Linked DNA regions of Homo sapiens: region 1 is linked to region 2. A link is a loop called in an ENCODE intact Hi-C map of the cell type or tissue named here. Cell type or tissue: prostate gland. All regions are shown on one strand. Each heading gives the region's core, and the rest is flanking DNA. Links, peaks and the distances in the headings are about the cores only.

What was found. Peaks named below come from ENCODE experiments on the same cell type or tissue, not always from the same donor. Only the 100,000 strongest peaks of a DNase experiment are listed, where the experiment ranks them.
Region 1: it touches region 2 in a loop (2.4-fold over the local background); 1 of 110 quality-filtered maps calls a loop at or near these places.

The regions. Positions count from the first base shown.
Region 1 is chr2:31,580,987-31,584,986 of GRCh38, reverse strand. It overlaps a transcript of SRD5A2 not described here. Among named protein-coding and RNA genes, the nearest start is that of SRD5A2, 2.0 kb to the right of the region's middle. In prostate gland, for the core only: no CTCF peak of the experiment used is centred there; no DNase peak of the experiment used is centred there; H3K4me3 peaks cover 502 bases; H3K27ac peaks cover 644 bases.
Region 2 is chr2:31,510,687-31,525,979 of GRCh38, reverse strand. It overlaps SRD5A2 (steroid 5 alpha-reductase 2), which reads left to right. Exons shown (of 5, transcript NM_000348.4): 5 at 1-3,500. Among named protein-coding and RNA genes, the nearest start is that of SRD5A2, 63 kb to the left of the region's middle. In prostate gland, for the core only: a CTCF peak has its summit at 1,926 (motif pointing right); no DNase peak of the experiment used is centred there.

The DNA of each region.
Region 1 (4,000 bases), core at 1-4,000, 59 kb before region 2:
ACGAAAATGCTCTTTGCACCACACCACAGCTGCCAGGGTGTGATGGAGGGGTGGCTTCAGTGCTTCAAGACTCCTTCTGCAACCTTTTCAGTGCCTTTTTCAGCAACACAAAGTTAAAAGCAGGTACTGCAAGTGCTCACTTGAGTTTTGGTTCTTGTGAAGGAGCTTTGCTTGCACAGATAGTTGTTAAATTGGTGTCCTTGTTGGGGAAACAATCAGTGGAGCCTTCTATTCCACCATCTTGCTCCACCTCCCATAGTACTATACATCTCTTCTTTTGGCTAGTTCTGTTTGGATATTTTTGCTATAATAAAACTGTAGTTGTAAGTATAGTGCTTTCCAGAGTTCTTTAATTTTTTTTAGTGAATTATCAAGCTTGAAGGGTTAGTGGGGATTCCTAAATATGGTAGCCAGCTGTTTAGAAGTATAGGTAGCTTACGTAACCTTGAACTTGCAGCTGATGTCTGAAGTAAGGACAGTGTTATGGAGGACCATGTCCTTAACTTTTGAAGTTTGGCTCAACTCTAGTAGTTGTTGTCAAAAGTTGATGTAACATGCCTAGTAATTTTAGGAATGCTGGATATTGTAAAGGCTATATTCTTACTTGTCTGGATTTAATTGACTTCCTTTAAACAGTGTTGGACTGTGTTAGGTTACTTGTGAGTCATCTTGATCCTTTGGGGGATTGATTTTATGTTTTGTTAAGAAGATAGCTTTTATTCTACCTAATTCCAATACTCTGTAGATCATTTCTACTACTAAACCATGGCCTTCTGGGATCTCCCAGCTAGCTGTTTCCTGGAGATTATAAATGACTCTAACACATCTTTCATATGCAAACCAACTAATTCAGGGCTCATACGTTCCCCAACCACTTCCTTTATCAGGACTCTACACCCTGGGCCACTATTCTCCTGCCCTAATCAGCCAGGTCCAGGTAACAGAAAAGTAAAGACAGCCGCTGTACCCCAGAGCCTGCTAAAAGTATTCAAACGAGCTAATCCTAAGCCTGATTACCTTGTCATGCCCACTCTTTCCTGCAGAAACTACAGTAAAGGCTCTTGCCCACCTTGACCCCTCACTCCAGCTGCCTCCTAACACTGGTGCTTCTCCATGTGGTCTTGGGTGGTGTGCTGTGTCTTCTGTTTGTAGGGATCTGTCGATATAAACCTTTTCCTTCACGATAGTCATTTCTGTGTCTGCATATGTTACCACATTGATTAAAAAGAGTAAGTACTGTATGATTCCACTTACCCGAAATTCAAAAGCAGACAAAATTAACTTATGGTGTTAGAAGTCAGGGTAGTGGTGTTTTTTTTTTTTGCTTTTTTTTTGGTTTTTTTTTTGCTTTTTTTTTGTTTTTTTTTTTTTTCCTGGAAGGAGGATGTAAGGAGGCAGGAGCACAGATCCTGATATGCTGATAATCTGTATCTTGACCTAGGTGCAGCTTGCAAGAGGGTGTTCAGTTTGTGCAAATCAACCAAGCTGTATATTTATAATTGGGCACTTTCTTCTTGCATGTAATACAGACCAGTTGCATTATTGGTTCCAATTTTCTACCTCCCACTATATCCCTGCCCTTTACCATGTAACTTTACAAATAGTCTCTCACTTTGGCTCTAGAATCCACCATATGACTTGATTTGGCCAATACAATAAATAGGAAGTAAGGGTGTGCTTGTTCTTGGCCTGAGCCTGAAGAGGCCTTGTGTGTTTCTTCTACTCTCGTACTTTTGTTATTAACATTATATAGACATGGTGGAGCTAGCTCACTCATCCCAGGATGAGAGCCTCAGCTAAGTTTCTCCATCCAAACACAGCCTGGAGCTGGGCTCTAACTTGTTACACAGATGAATGAGTGAATATTGTTAAGATAAGTCAAGCCCAGCCCAGATTTCTGACCCACAGCCAACCCACAGATGCATAAGCTGAAGATGACTGGTTTTATCAAGCTAATTGTTATAATAGTGGAGAAAAGATCATGAGGACAAAAAGTGGGCAGAGTCGGAAGAAAAGAGAGGAAGAAATTGAGACAGAAGACATTTCATTTAAAAAAATATTCCATTGAGCTGGGTTTGAAATAGTGCACTGCCTGTTCTCCTAATGCTGTATGGTATCATGAAATCTATTGTTTACTGAGTCTATGAGCCAGCTTCCTAGGGAGGCTATGGCAATTGAGGACAGGGAAGAGGTAACACTCAGGAACATAGAAGGAGAATTTGGGTCCAAGTGGGTGGAGGGAAAAATAACTGGGTTTAGTTTTGGGTAGGGCTGGTTTTGAGGTCTCTGAAGGACATGTAAGTGGAGTTTTCCAGCAGGGAGAAAACGCAGAGCTAAAGCTCATATCTTTGCTGGCAATCTAGATTTGGGCATCTTCAACAAGCAGGTTGTAGCTGAGGAAGCTGGGACTGGACTTGTACTCTAAAGCCAGTGCAAAAAAAGCTTGAAACGGCTATGATGGCTAAGACCTGGCTTTTCCATGAAAAATGCTTCGGTCAGTATGAGTGATTCCAAAGTGGTGATCAATTAAAAACTGAAGTATGATTAGCATTAATTATAACCCAATGGGAATATGATAAACGACTCTTGGTCAGCAAGCAGAGGGTGCCCTGTAGTGCTAAAGCATCACCATATACCATGTGTGCCAAGAATCAGGAGACACCCCAAACGGGAGCAGATGAGGGGTTGTGTCTGTCATTGGACCAGCTGGCCTGATCCAGCAGAAGTGGATGGAGATACACTGAATGGGGCTCCTGGGAGGCGTGAGTTGAAGGGGAAGGAAGAGAAGAGACCTCCAAAGTAAGGGAAGAGTGAAAAATGAGAAGGACTGGGGTGGAGCCCCAAGTAGGGACCAGAGGAGAAAACAGGGATAAAGTAATCAAGGGAGATGGGACAGGAAGATGAAAGAATGAGGTAAACAGCAGGTGGGAAGAGGAGGTCAACCTAAAGGAGAAAGCCGGGTCGAAGAAAGAAGGAAGAGAAGAAAAGAAGGGTTGGGAAACAGAGGAGGAGGCAGCCAAGAAAGCCTGGAAGCTGAATCATAGAACGGAAGAGGTAGAAGACGGAGGGGCTGGAGGATAACATAAAGGTGGGAAACGGAAGAGAGAAAGAACCGCGTCTGCGTGTATGACGGCTAGACAGGAGTTCAGAGAACAGCGGGGTCGCCAGGCCACCACCTGATGGGCCACGGCTCATTGGCTCTAGGAGCTGGGAAAGGGCATCCCAGGAAAGAAGCCCTAGACTTTAGCCTGAGTCTGGGCCACTCTAGGGGACCGGGAGTGGGGTGGCGGGAGAGGACGCGCAGAATCTCGACTTCTGGCCCCAATCTGTGCATGATCACCCGAGCTCAGCGGACGCTCCTCTCTGACCCAGGCAGGCGGCTCAGGGACGCGTGCGGGGATGCAGAGAGAAACCGCTGAGGAATTAGGGCCGGGAGAGACTGGTACCTGCCGGGGGCGTGTGGTGGGGCAGAGCTGGCACTGATGCTGAGAGTGGCTAAGGAGCGCGGCGCCCCAGAGCAGAAGGGCTGGCAGACGCTCAGAGAGCCAGGATGGTTCAGGGTCCAAGGAAGGTCCTATGTTGGGTGGGAGCTGTGAGGGAGTGAAAGTGCATGAGGAACCGGAGGAGATGGAAAGACCTTGGCTTGGGTGTTCGAGGGTGGGACTGCGTGGTGACCGACGGCACAGAGGGTGTGTGTTGGGGCGGAAGAACCACCCCAGCTGAATCGTCCCCGTGGGGTTTTCTTCCCGTGTCTTAGTTCCAGAAGTATGCGCATCAGACGCTAATAGTTGAGGAACAAGTCATGGAAGGACAGCCTAAGCGGGAGGTGAATGTAAAGCCGTGGAGAGGGCGGGCGAACTAAGAAGGCCTTCGTTCTCCTCCGGCCACCGCGGCTGCATCCTTGAGAAAGGGGTATTGCTGCGAACCGCGCCAGGGCTGGACGCGGCGAGGTGGGAGGCAGGATGGAGGGGCGGGAGCCAAGGCCGAGGGGGCGGACACG
Region 2 (15,293 bases), core at 12-4,011:
AAAAGCCACTTTTCCAAATGGCGACAGTTGCTTCTTAGCTATTGCTCTGAGAAAGTACAAACTTCTCCTATGTCTTTCACCGGGCAATCCAAGTACATGTGGCTTCATACCCACTCCCTGTCAATGCAGGACAACTCTGTAATCAAGAATTTTTTGACTTGAAGGCAGTACTTATAGACCTTATTAAAGGTATGCATTTTATACATGTAACAGAGTAGCAGAAATTTAAACTCTGAAGCCACAAAGACCCAGAGCAAACCCACTCCCAAATGAAAACCCCAGTCATGGCTTCCTTTTTCTTGGTTAATTAGGAAAGATGAGAAATTATTAGGTAGACCTTGAATACAGGAGCCCTCTCCTCATAGTGCTGAAAAGATACTGATGCATTGACCTCATTTCAAATTTGTGCAGTGTCTTAGTTGATGAGTGCCTCTGTTTTCCAGAAGATTTCACAATCCCCGGAAAACTGGTATGGCTATTCTTGAAGGCCAGGTTTTAATAACCACAAACAAAAAGGCATGAACCTGGGTGGCTTATGAGAGAGTAGAGAACAACATGACCCTGGATGGCTACTAAGAGGATAGAGAACAGTTTTACAATAGACATTGCAAACTCTCATGTTTTTGGAAACTAGTGGCAATATCCAAATAATGAGTAGTGTAAAACAAAGAGAATTAATGATGAGGTTACATGCTGCTTGCCTCCACCAGATGTCCACAACAATATGAAGTACAGCAGAAGCCCCAAGCAACTTTCCTTTCCTGGAGCTTCTTCCTTGTAGTTCTCAGGACCTGTTCAAGAAGGTGTCTCCTAGGGGCAGCCTGAATGCCTCCCTCAAAGGACCTGCAGGCAGAGACTGAAAATTGCAGACAGAGGGGCACGTCTGGGCAGAAAACCTGTTTTGTTTGGCTCAGACATATAGTTTTTTTTTTTTTTACAAAGTTTCAAAAACTTAAAAATCAGGAGATTCCTTCATAAAACTCTAGCATTCTAGTTTCATTTAAAAAGTTGGAGGATCTGAACATACAGAGCCCACATTTCCACACCAGAACTGGAACTACGTAGCTAGTAAGCATTTGAGTTTGCAAACTCTTGTGAAGGGGTCACCCCAGCATGAGTGCTGAGATATGGACTCTCTAAGGAAGGGGCCGAACGCTTGTAATTGGAATACATGGAAATATTTGTCTTCTCAGGCCTATGTTTGCGGAATGCATTGTCAATATTTAGCAAACTGTTTTGACAAATGAGCACCAGTGGTACTAAGCACAGAAACTCACTATATAAGTCACATAGGAAACTTGAAAGGTCTGAGGATGATGTAGATTACTGAAAAATGCAAATTGCAATCATATAAATAAGTGTTTTTGTTGTTCATTAAATACCTTTAAATCATGGATGTTAAGCAGTTTTGTTTGAATTAAAATATCCTGGGACTTCTGGAGATTTTCACAAGGTATTGGGGTGTGCTTCCCTGTCCCGCCTGTCCCTCATTCCCATTCACCCTGTCTGTAGTGTCGTTTCCTTTCTTCTCTTCTCTCTTCATGAAATTAGGGGCTGTGTGCTGGAAATAAAGAAGTATGACTTATACAGCCTCTCAGCCACAATTCAGAACTACAAGGAAGTACAATAAAGGTGCAGGAAAACGTCATGAGGTTAGATGCCACTCCTGGTGCTGAGGAATACACAGGGGGAATGAACACACTTGGTGAAGTAAATCTTCAGGTGTAGCTTGAGCTCTGTGACATAAAAGACTTCCAGTTCTCTCCATGACATTGAAAACTACCTTGCTTAAGTCCTTTATTTTACTACCATGTAAAACATCCAGGCCGGTCCTTGAGATGAAATAAATATACAATAAATGGCAGTACTCAGTCTCAGGACAAAACCGCCATTTGGCAATTTCACTTTTTGCCACAAGAGGGCGCTTTCTAAAATAGTATTTAGTCCAACCTTGACTTAATTAGGTCCAACCCCAGTCCTGTTGCCTGATCGTGGACCTTTCAAGTTAGCATGATCGTGGAACTTCTTAATCTGAATATAGGGTAGAGTAGCGTGAACTCTATGAAAGCTGAAACCTTCCCTTGATAATTCAGGTATTCTCAGTGTTCTAGGGCTGTTGTGTTCAATGACAGTTTGTCATTGTTTAGGGCTAGGATATGTATGTGGATTAAATACAGTAAAGGTCTGAACATGTGCTCATCTCTAAACATATTTCTTCCCACTTTTAAAAATAGGGTGCAACAAAATTATAGTTAATTGAGGTTTCCATGGACTGTTTTTTGGCTAAAATAATCTAACAGTGTCCTAGCTCACAAGATACTCTATCTTGGTCTTGCTGAAGCTTTCACGGAAGAGGCGTTTTCCTGCCAACCTTGAAGAAAATGTTGAGTTTTGTTTGTTTTTCAGAATTTAGACTTAAAGAGCTGAAGCAGACCTCAGACATCAGCTATTCCTACCACTTCACATTATAGGTAGTGACACTGAGACCCACAGAGTTAAAAGGCCTCCTCACAGCTGGTACAGAGCTGGTCAGAGCAGCCATCTCATTTTGTCCCTTTGAGGGTCAGATGTATGCTTCTTCTGCTTAAGGCACAGCCTTTAGGGCTGCCATCTGGATTTCTACAGAGCTCATGCAGGAGAAAAATAGCCAGAGCTTAAGTGCTGTTGCATAGTTCAGTTTATACACCTATTGTCCCATGCCTGTTTGTGTGTGAGGCTTCCCTCGCTCCGTGGGAGCACCAGGCTCATGCCCTTTCATAAACCTATTTGACAGAATAGAGAGTTTTCCCTCATTGGTGTAGTCAAGACAACATGTGTGTTCAGCATGGAAAAAAGGTTTCAGGTCATAAACCCCCTTATCCCTAATGCTTACTTTCATAAAGAACAACAGTGGCTCCACTGTATTCTAAAAGGAAAAAGGAGCTCTAATGAGAAATACGCAATTAAACAGCTATTTAGGCGGCTTAGACCCTTTCAGGAACAAATAAATAAATCCGTGGTTTTACAACCCTGAAGTTTGATAATAGCTCTCTTGGATTTTTGTGGTTACCTCATGGCAATCTCACTAAGAAGCAGGGGAGCAAGCTCTTGGCACATGAAGGAATAGGCTCATGAAGATTCATTTCTTTTCCCGCTTGGCCTTTTGGTTCTCTAATAAGCTGTGAGCTGAGGTCCATGCAGGGAAAACAAGGAGGGTAACGGCAAATGTAAAGTGAATTTTTCTGGAGAAGGATGCTGATTATTTTATAGCATCTACACTATCCTATGATGAAAGAGGCATAGAGCCGGGTGGCAATGTGAGTTCTTGGGTGATTTAATAAGCCATCGAGTGGATTTAATTTCTAAGTAAGACATTTGTTTATTCTTTGTACAAGTCCATGGAGTTGTGATCTTAAAGAGTTCTGTGTTATTTGCATTGTGCCTCATTTCTCCCCATCAACCTTAGCTTGAGATTTGGATGAATAAAATAAATAACTGGAGAAGGTTAAAGTATGCACCAAGCTGTGTTAGTTTCTTTAGTCCTGTCTTTTTGGGTTGAGGGTTTGGTTTTGCTCAATGCAGTAACAATCTAGATTCTTTATTGGAGGGATAGCGAATATCCCTTCCGACATGGCAAGCTGGCTGGGAGGAGGAGGACAACAGAGAAAGTGGAGGAAGGAGGGGAGTAATGAGCGAGGGTCTAAGGGAGGGTTGGCAATGGAAGGCCCTTGAGAGAGAGGGGCCTCCCACTGACAGAGTGGGCTTCCTCCCTTTCCTGTGTCCAGGCTGCACAAGCCTGGTCCCTTCTTTATCCTCCCAGGAAAAGACCTCCCTCTGACAGAGAGAATAAACACTTGTTAGAGCTCCATTTCATAAAAGAAGAAGCTGACTTTTAAAAAACACAAGCCATTTGGCTGTGCTTCACCATAAATAATTGTATTTCTGTCTGCTCACCTCGTAAAGATAGTTTTAGTTCTGCGTAGTAGTGACATTGTGAGAAAGAGGTGAAGTAATTGCTCTTAGAGCGTGTGGCAGCATCCAAGTCGGCTGAGGCCAATGGGAAGATGGGAGCATCCAGAAGAATAAGCAACTGCCAGGGTTCCCCTTTTCAAGGCCTTTGTTTTCCTTTACTCCAGACGCACTCCCCAAAAAAGGATCCTTCCTTATAGAGAAGCGTTTTTACAGTGTTGACTAGAAAGCAATACCGTAAAATCAATTAAATTTTGTCAATGTATTAGTGCTTTCATTTGTTACAAGTTGCCTTTCAGATACTATTTCATTAAAATAATTCTTTATGATGGTTTATAACAGGATAAGCTCTGAACAGATAAGTAAGTGAGGGGAAGTAGAAATAGGAGTAAAAAGTAAAATAAAGCCAGAGATAAAGTTAAAATGCAAAAATGCCCTTGGAAGATCATGTACAGTGGCTAAATCTAAACATAAATTGGGTCCTGAGTCTCCAAAGTACAGAAGGAAATTACCAGTTGCTAAATCCACAACATTCACAAAAGAAAAACAACTTGACCAGGGAAACACAACTATTACCGGTACTGAGACTCATGATAAATTTCTACACTGTGTGATGTGGGGAACTATGTTCATGAGAGCATCTTTACAATAAATGCAGGGGTCACTTTGTGCAGCTTCTTATAATGTCTTTCCACAAGGACAACATTCTAATGCGCAGCTCAATTCTTTAGAAGCAAAGGGGATGAGGAGGTTTTTTTTCCACTTAGGGTGTAGAAAGCCACCAGATAACCATTCCTACTCTAAAAATGAGAAAAAACCAGATAGTATATAAGATTATAACTTTTTGAGCCTTTTAATGAACTGAGATAGGAGAGCAACCAGAAGAACTGAATTTCAGAGGAAACACACAAACCGTTTCACTTTCAGCGGAGTATGGGAGGAAGAGGTAATGGCCATAAGAGTGGGAAAGAAGAAAACAACAGAAATTTCAATGAATTATCAATAGCTGAGTGGAACCTAGCATGAGATTAGAATCCCTGGGAGACTCAGACACTTGGCTGAACAAGCATCCAGATCTGCCCCAGGATGAGGAGTTTCCTGGGACACAGGACTTTCTGTGCTCAAACTGGAAAAGTCCTAGGCAGACCAGGATGACCTGGTCACCTTAGTCTGGTTGCCAGGTCTTTTACCCAGACCTCCACCTGGAGCTTATGAGGTGGGTTGGGGACAGGGAAGGGGATCTGAGAGGGCCCTTCTTTGGTGGTGCATAGTTACAAAAGCCCACTGTATTAGTTCGTTTTCATGCTGCTGATAAAGACATACCTGAAACTGGGAACAAAAAGAGGTTTAATTGGACTTACAGTTCCACATGGCTGGGGAGGCCTCAGAATCATGGCTGTGGAAAGAGAAAAATGAGGAAAAAGCAAAAGCGGAAATCCCTGATAAACCCATCAGATCTCGTGAGACTTATTCACTATCACGAGAATAGCATGGGAAAGACCAGCCCCCATGATTCAATTACCTGCCCCTGGGTCCCTCCTACAACATGTGGGAATTCTGGGAGATACAATTCAAGTTGAGATTTAGGTGGGGACACAGCCAAACCATATCATCCCACCCCTGGCCCCTCCAAATCTCATGTCCTCACATTTCAAAACCAATCATACCTTCCCAACAGTCCCCCAAAGTGTTAATTCATTTCAGCATTAACCCAAAGTCCACAGTCCAAATACTCATTTGAGACAAAGCAAGTCCCTTCTACCTAGGAGCCTGTAAAATCAAAAGAAAGCTAGTTACTTCCTAGATACAATGTGGGTACAGGTATTCGGTAAATACAGCCATTCTGAATGGGAGAAATTGGCCAAAACAAAGGGGTTACAGGGCCCATGCAAGTCCAGAATCCAGCAGGTCAGTCAAATTTTAAAGCTCCAAAATGATCTCCGTTGACTCCAGGTCTCGCATCCAGGTAACGCTGATGCAAGAGGTGGGTTCCCATGGTCTTGGGCAGCTCCACCCCTGTGGCTTTGCAGGGTACAGCCTCCTTTCCGGCTGACTTCACGAGCTGGTGTTGAGTATCTGTGGCTTTTCCAGGCACGTGGTGCAAGCTGTTGGTGGATCTAAAATTCTGGGATCTGGAGAACAGTGGCCCTCTTCTCACAGCTCCACTAGGCAGTGCCCCAGTAGGGACTCTGTGTGGGTCTTTGACCCCACATTTCCCTTCCACACTGCCCTATCAGAGGTTCTCCATAAGAGCCCTGCCCCTGCAGCAAACTTGCCTGGGCATCCAGGTGTTTCCATACATCTTCTGAAATCTATGCAGAGGTTCCCAAACCTCAGTTCTTGGCTTCTGTGCACCTGCAGGCTCAACATCACATGGAAGGTGCCAAGGCTTGGAGTTTTTACCCTCTAAGGCCACATTCTGAGCTGTACATTGGCCCCTTTCAGCCATGGTTGGAGCAGCTGGAACACAGGACACCAAGTCCCTAGGCTGCACACAGTGTAGGGACCCTGGGCCCAGCCCTTGAAGCCACTTTTTCCTCCTGGGCCTCCAGGCCTGTGATGGGAGGAGCTGCTGTGAAGGTCTGTGACGTGGCCTAGAGACATTTTCCCCATGGTCTTGGGGATTAACATTAGGCTCCTTGCTATTTATGAAAATTTCTACAGCTGGCTTGAATATCTCCCCAGAAAATGGGTTTTTCTTTTCTATCACATTGTCAGGCTGCAAATTTTCTAAACTTTTGTGCTCTGCATCCTTTGTAAAACTGAATGCCTTTAATAGTACCCAAGTCATCTCTTGAATGCCTTGTTGCTTAGAAATTTCTTCCACCAGATATCCTAAATCATCTTTCTCAAGTTCCACAAATCTCTAGGACGGGGGCAAAATGCCTCCAGTCTCTTTGCTAAAACATAACAAGAGTCACCTTTAGTCTAGTTCCCAATAAGTTTCTCATCTCCATCTGAGACCACCCCAGCCTGGACCTTATTGTCCACATTGCTATCAGCATTTTGGGCAAAGCCATTCAACAAGTTTTTAGGAGGTTCCAAACTTTCCCACATTTTCCTGTCTTCTTCTGAGCCCTCCAAACTGTTCCAACCTCTGCCTGTTACCCAGTTCCAATTCCACATTTTTGGGTATCTTTTCAGCAATGCTCCACTCTACTGCTACTAATTTACTGTATGAGTTCATTTTCACACTGCTGATAAAGACATACCTGAAAGTGGGAACAAAAAGAGGTTTAATTGGACTTACAGTTATATATGGCTAGGGAGGCCTCAGAATCATGGTGGGGGGTGAAAGGCATTCCTTACATGGTGGTGGCAAGAGACAAATGAGAATATCACTATCACGAGAATAGCACGGGAAAGACTGGCCCCCATGATTCAATTACCTCCCCCGGGTCCCTCACACAGCACGTGGGAATTCTGAAAGATACAATTCAAGTTGAGATTCGGGTGGGGTCACAGCCAAACTATATCACCCACCTTCTTCCAGGGCTTTCTGTTATAGAAAGCAAAACCTGCAAGCCTCTGGGAGAGGGATACGAAACCCTCCTTCTCTAAGACACAGGCAAAGGTCCACTGACTCTAGGGGAGGGGATAAAGCAAAAAAGAACCAGAAAAGAGGGCATTCAGGAAACTGCCCCATCCCCTGCTATACTGTCACTGAGAAAGGGGTAGAAACAAAAACTATTTCTTCTAAGGGGGTGGGTGGGGAGAAGGCAGCAAATCCAGCAACTCTGACCAAGAGCCTTGTTCCAAGGAGCAAGCATTAGCAGGCTACTGCATGGACATCGGGAAATGGCCCCAGTCTCAGGCAATGTTACACTGATGCTGATGGAGGGGTAGATGCAGAAGCTGTCTGTCCTCAAGGAGGGGAGAGGAAACCCAATCTGGACAGAAGCCTGCAGAGCTACAAAGAAGAGGTCTGCATCACTACGGGTCCCTCCTGACTAAGACTCCCCCACAGTCCAGCATTTGGCTGCAGAGTGTGGGATATGGTGCAGGAATGCTGAGAATTCCACACCATAGTGGCCGAGCCCCTTAGGACTCACCTAAGACTGAGGCTGGAGTAGGGGCGCCTAGGAACTATCCTAAGTCCAGCATACACCTCACACCCAATAGTGAGCAAGAGCAAAGAAGAAAAGAAGGGAAATTTCAACAAATTATCAATAGTTGAGTGGGGCCTAGCATGAGTTTAGAATCCCTGGGAGCCTCAGATACTCAGTTGACCAAGCACCCAGTTCTGCCCCAGACTGAGGGGTTTCCTGGGACACAGGACTTTCCATGCTTAAACTGCAAAAGTTCCCCGCAAACCGGGATGAGTTGGTCTCTACTGCTGGGGAGCACACAGAGAGAACCACGCATGTGGCACAGGCATGCTGAGAGCTGAGAGTAGAGAAGAAACAAGGAATAGCCCCTCTGGCCCTCCAGGCCTCACAGTAAGCACAAGGCAGCAGCAGCTCATCGTGGAAAGAATCTGAGGAGTGTGATGCATTACAAGTTAATTCAGTAAAACAAACCCCAAATCTAGCCTGTTCCCCCAGCCCCCAACTTATGATCTGGTAGAAAAGGCAAGCTTAATTCTGGGTATAAATACTATTTACCTCAGTCTCTACTGTTCCTTTATGTTTGGCGTTGAATAAAAAGTATGAACACACATACACATACATAAAACAAGGCAAAAAACAAAAAGATAATCCACTGTGACGAGATAAAGCAGTCAACAGAATGAGACAAAGAAGTGGTCCAGATATTAGAACTATCAGATAGGGACATTAAACTAATTATCATTAATATATAGAAGGATCTAGAGGAAAAGGTGGTGAACATGCATGAGCAGATGAAGAATGTCAGCAGAAAGACAAAAACTAAACAAATTCCAAGGGAAATGCTGACAAATCTCCCCACAACATCAAGAGATAAAGAATTAATGGGCTTGGCAGCCTGGATACAGTAAAAAATCAGTAAACTTGAAGACAGATCAATAGATTTATCCAAACTGAATCAAAGAGAGAAAAAAATATGTGTAATTAGAGTCCCATAAGGGTGGGGTGGGGCAGAAGGGGGAGGGGAGAGAGAGAGAGAGATAAATTGAGACAGAAGATTTCTTAAGCAAATGCATAAAGAGAAAGCAGACAGTTAGTCCTCATCTGGAAAACTGTGAAGTGGGTGAAATCTAATGTGAGCAAATGATTATCCTCTTTCTTCTGGCATCATACTTTCTGGTATGATGCCAGAAGAAAGAGGTTACCTGTTAAAGAATATCCAAACTATGTTAGTTGTTGACAGCACAAGGTCTGATTGTATCCAGGGGATATTTGCATTTCACTGAAGGAACATTTGCATAAAGATGGAAGGTCTTCAAGGTCCACATTAATGAATTTATGGTGAAATATCCACCCTCTGCCCAGCTAATGGGACTAATTTGAGGTCCATACCTTATCTAAGACCACTCATACACATCATTCGAAGTGGTACTCACATTAAACCTTCTAGGATGAAGGCTGGACTTTTATACCCATTGTTTCAGTTGTGACTCAAAGGGGTCCAGCCACAGGGCAGAGAGGGGCTGGAGCTGTGAGCCTGCTTCCTGGGTCAGTAATTTTGTTTCTGTGCTCTATGAGACTGATGCACAAACTTGGAGGCTCAGGACTGTGACAGTCCCCAACACCAGACAGTCTAGCAGAGCACCTAGAGCCAGGAACTTTCCCTCCAACAGTTGCCCTATGGTTGTGCTTTTCAAAGTATTGTTTCTGGACCCCTCCATCAGAATTGCCAAGGTGCTCCTATTCTGTCTGATCTACTTTGACATTTAGTCATGTTCTCACCACACTTTATCCCACCTTTTCAGAGCCACCACTATCTCTCAGAATTGTCATAAAAGTTTCTCAACTGATCTCCCCACTTCCATACTTGCTTCCCCATAGTGTATTCTCAACACAGCAAGCAGTCAGAGTGATACTTTTATAAGTACTTGTAAACCTTTTCGCATCATCTTCAAAACAGTATTTGGGCTCCCATCTCACCCAGAGCAAAAGAGTAAGTCTTTGCAGTGGCCTACAAAGCTCTACAGAATCTGGGCTCCATTACCTCTCTGACTTTATCTCCTGTTGCTCTCCATGTGGCCCACTGTCCACTACCATGCTGACTTCCTGGAAGATCCTCAAAACCCCCTCAGCCCTAGGATCTTTGCACATGCTCACTCCTCTGCCTAGAACGCTCTTCTTTCAGACACTCACGTGGCTCACCTCTCACTTCCTTCAGGTGCCTGCTCAAATACCGCGTTGTAAGAAAGGTCTTTCCTGCCCATCCTGTTCAACATAGTGCCCCACTCCTACCCTTGGTACACTTTCTGCCTTATCCCTATAATGGTTTTCAAAGCACTTACACCGTCTAATACACAAGACAGTTCCTAGTTTATGTGTTCATTCTCTGTCTTTCCCCACTAGACTATAAGCCCCCGAAGGCAAGGACTTGTGTGTTTTGTCCTCTGCTGTGTCATCAGTATTTGCATGGGTGCCTGGCATAAAATGAGAGCTTAGTAAATATTTATACTATGGGAAGAGCTAGAAGCAAATTTTCCTTTCTCTAAATGTGGGGGTACTTGGAGAGAAAAGGACTCCTAAACATGGCTAAAACATGTACAAACTTTACTGCTGCTTCCCATCATCCTGAGACCTGGGAGGAATAAAAGAAAGGATGGCAAGCTGAATGGGATTTTAAAGGCTAGATCTTGCCATTCTAGGTAATTAATACATGACTCCTGCTCATGATAAAGAAGGTGGTGGTGTTTGCATCAGTGTATGGATCTCTAAGGGGGCTGGGCCTGGTATCATCCAGTCAAGCATAGAGCAGAGTGTCCAGGCAGGTCCTGGCAGGTGTGGTGGAAGATTGGCAGTGGCCACTGGATGAGGTGCATGTCCTGATGCCTCAGGCAGTCCTGGACAGACGGTCATTTGGCTCCTTCTTTTTGGCATAGGTTGGCCACTTGTCAAGTGTGGCCAGGCCTTCAGGCTGGGCTGCTCGGTCATAAGTAATACACTAACCTGGCTGGGCACGGTGGCTCATGCCTGTAATCCCAGCACTTTGGGAGGCCGAGAAGGGCGGATCACGAGGTCAGGAGATCAAGACCATCCTGGCTAACATGGTGAAACCCCGTCTCTACTAAAGAAATACAAAAAATTAGCCGGGCATGGTAGCGGGCCCCTGTAGTCCCAGCTACTGGCGAGGCTAAGGCAGGAGAATGGTGTGAACCCGGGAGGCGGGGCTTGCAGTGAGCCGAGATCGCACCACTGCACTCCAGCCTGGGTGACAGAACAAGACTCTATCTCAAAAAAAAAAAAAAAAAAAATAGTAATACACTAACCCTTTAAACACACACACACACACACAAACACACACACACAAACAAGCACAGTTCCACATTTCAACTCTCATTCTGGTGCCTAAATTCAACCTGTCCTATGATTATGTTGCATTTTCAGCTTTATATTTAAGGTCTACACAGAATTCCACTACATTAGGAAACATCTTGTGACAAACCGTCTCATTACAAGTGTCATTTTCTTGAGGAACTCCCATAGAGGGTGATGTGGTTTGGCTCTATGTCCCCACCCAAATCTCATGTCAAATTGTAATCCCCACACATCAGGAAAGGGGCCTGGTGGGAGGTGATTGGATCATGGGGGTGGATTTCCCCCTTGCTGTTCTCATGATAGTGAGTGAGTTCTCATGAGATCTGGTTGTTTGAAGGCTTGTGGCACGTTCCCCTTCACTCTCTCTTGCTTCACCATGGTAAGACGTGCTTGCTTCCCTTTCACCTTCCACTATAATTGTAAGTTTCCTGAGGCTTCCCAGGCATGCTTCCTGTTAAGCCTGTGGAACTGTGAGTCAATTAAACCTCTTTTCCTCATAAATTACCCAGTCTCAGGTAGTTCTTTATAGCAATGTGAGAACAGACTAATACAGAGGGGATTGCCCATGGATCTTAATTAAGGGAGTGGGCCAGATGCTTCTTATGCACATTAAACACTGAGGACAGTGTTGTTGGCTTATATCTTGTAAAAGCTAACTTTCTACCTCTTCTTGCAGTTTGATTCAAAGAAGTCTAAAAGAGTCCTATGACACAAATGTCTTCCTTTCTAGCCACCCGTGGGGTCAAAAGTTCCTACCCTGGCACTCTTTTTGGGAGACAGAGACTTTTACGTAAGTTAAAGCACCAGGTGACCTGAAATTGCTCTAAGTTAAATGCGTCTTGGCAGGGATTAAATGGTTTGGTTGATCCCTTGTCCCAGGGCAGAGAACAAGGTGAGGAAACAGAAGCAGGGGAGAAGGCTGCAGAGGGAAGGGGCTGAGTGGCACTTGGGGTGCCCTCTGGTAGTAGGGACTGCTTAGGTGCACAGATGGGAACATGAGCAAGTGGGATTGAGGTTTGAACTCTGGGCACCCCAGAGACTGGGGAGGCCAGGAAGGTAACAAGGAGTAAACTTCAGAGGAGAGATATTTAATTAACTGCAAAGAAGACAACACATCTGATTGTGAACTCCTCATCACTGGAGTGTTCCAGAGAGCCTGGAGGATGACTTGCTGGGGAAGCTCAGGTTGAACAGAGGCCTGAGTTTGGACTTGGGCTCTCTAAGGCTCCTTCTAGATTTATAACTCTAAGTGCCAGGCATTGAATGTATAATTCCTGGTTCACCAGTTTGCCTGGGCCAACCTGGCCTGTAGTTCATGTGGTTTATGGGAATCAATCCAGGTCTGTGTAGAATTTTCTGAGGCATTAATAATTCAGTTGCAGTAAGCTCCAAGGCAGAGCCAGTAACATCTGAATATGAGTCAGTAAAAAAATGCAGGACTCAAGAAGTTTAGTTCAAATCAAAGGAAAACTCTATCTCCTGGAGCACTAACTTCCAAATTCTGGGCCACAGCTATTCTAGGAGTCAAGTGTGGTGAACAATCACCTGGGCGACACAAGGAAGCATCTCTGGGGAGAGCTGGCTCTTTGTGGTAGGGGGATGGACAGTGCCTACAGAAGTGGGGTCAATGCTCAAACACTTTATTCACATTCAAGGGAGCAGGTGGGGGAAAACAGATGAAACTATAATGGCTGGTCAGAAACTCTAGAAGGGTCATATATCAGTGACTTCATTATGCAAATCACTTCATTAGGCAGGAAAAATTTTCTGTTTCATTTACTTTTAGGAGAAAGAAAAACATCATAAGAGAGAAAAATGATATTAGAAATTTCTTTAATCTATTTGATAAGAAGTTATTTATTTACAATAAACTGCATCTATTTCAAGTATACAATACAATGAGTTTGACACTTGTATACACCCATGTCACAACCACTACAATCAAGATACAGGATATTTCCTTAACTTTAAAAACTTCTTCATACCACAGTCCATTCTCCCCTTCACCCATGGTTGTAGACAACCACTGATTTTCTTTTCTTCAGTATATATGTGGAGTCTTCAAATAATTCACAGAAAATGCATATTATGGAAAACCTATAATGGATTTAAAATATTTTTTGTGCCAAAATAAACTTGTACCAGGTAGTTATAACATATCTGAACAGGATCTAGTTTGAGGCACTAAGAAAGATAAGAAAGACATGGGTTTGAAAGACCCCCTATCACAGCAACATGAATTCTCCTAAAATTGAAGCAAGAACGAACATCCACTTGATGCTGAAGCTTGGGTGGAAGAAGGGTGAAATCATTGATGCTTCACAAAATGTTTAAGGAGGCAATGCCCCAAAGAAATCCACAGTTACAAATGGGTAACTCATTTTAAGAAGGGACAAGATGATATTGAAGATGAAGCCTGCAGTAGCAGACCATCACATCAATTTGTCAGGGAAAAAAGAATCTTGTTCCACTCTAATAGAAGAGGACCGATGATTAACAGCATGAACAATAGCTAACACCATAGACATCTCAATTGGTTCAGCTTACATATTCTGACTGAAAGATGCCCACATAAGCTGGGGCCAAGAGCAGAGCTTTCAATGGACATTTTAAACAATGGGATCAAGATCCTGAAGCATTTCTTTGAAGAATTATAACAGGAGATAAAACATGGCTTTACCAATATGATCCTAAAGACAAAGGACAAGCAACATAATGGCAGCCAACAGGTGGAAATGGTCCAGTCAAAACAAAATTGGACCAGTCAAGAGCAAAGGTCATGGTAATGGTTTTTTGGGGGATGCTCAAGGTGTTTTGCTTGCTGACTTTCCGGAGGGTCAGATAATGGTAACATCTGCTCATTATGAAAATGTTTTGAGAAAGTTAGCCAAAGCTTTGGCAGAAGGACACCCAGGAAAGCTTCACCAGAGAGTCCTTCATCATGACAATGCTCTTGCTCATTCTTCTCATCCAACAAGGACAATTTTGCAAGAGTTTTGATGGGAAATTGTTAGGCTTACAGTCCTGATTTGGCTCCTGACTTCTTTTTGTTTCCTAATCTTAAAAAAGTCTGTAAAGGATACCCATTTTTCTTCAGCTAACAGTGTTAAAACAAAACAAAACACAGTATTGACATTGTTTAAATTCCCAGGACTTTCAGTTCTTTAGGGATGAACTAAATGTCTGATACCATCACAAAAAAATGTGTCATGACTTTGATGGAACTTATGTTGAGAAATAAAGTTCACATTTTCTATTTTATCTTTTCATTCAATTCTGTTCACAAACTTTTCAACTCCCTCTTGTATTAGTTTGCATTTTACCTAAATGGAATCTTAAGTATGCACTCTATTATATGTGGATTCCTTCACTCACTGTAAAAATTATAAGATTAATTCATGTAATTGATTGTATCAGTAGTTTATTCCCTGTTTTTCTAAGTAATACTGCATTAAGTATCTCAAAGTGTACCACATTTTATTTATTCTTTCACATGTTGACGGATACTTGAGTTGTTTCTAGTTTTTGACAATTATAAATAAAGCTTCTATGAATATTTGTGTATAGATTTTTAGCAAACATACATTTCATGGATAAATAAATAAATTTCTTGGGTAAACACATAGAAGTGAGATTGCTGGATTAGGTATGCATATGTTTCTAAGAAACTGCCAACCAGTTTTTCCAAAGTACCTGCATAATTTTCCATTTCAGTCAACAATGTATGAGAGTTCCAATTGTTCTGCATATTCACAAGCACTTGATATTGCCTTTTTCTTTAGCAACCCTAATAGGTATGTAGTAGTAATTTTTTGTCTTAAATTTGCATTTCCTTAATGTGTAATGATGTTGGGCATCTTCTCGTATGCTTATTTGCCATCCATATTTCCTCATTAGTGAAGTGTCTAGATCTTTCCTCATTTAAAAAAA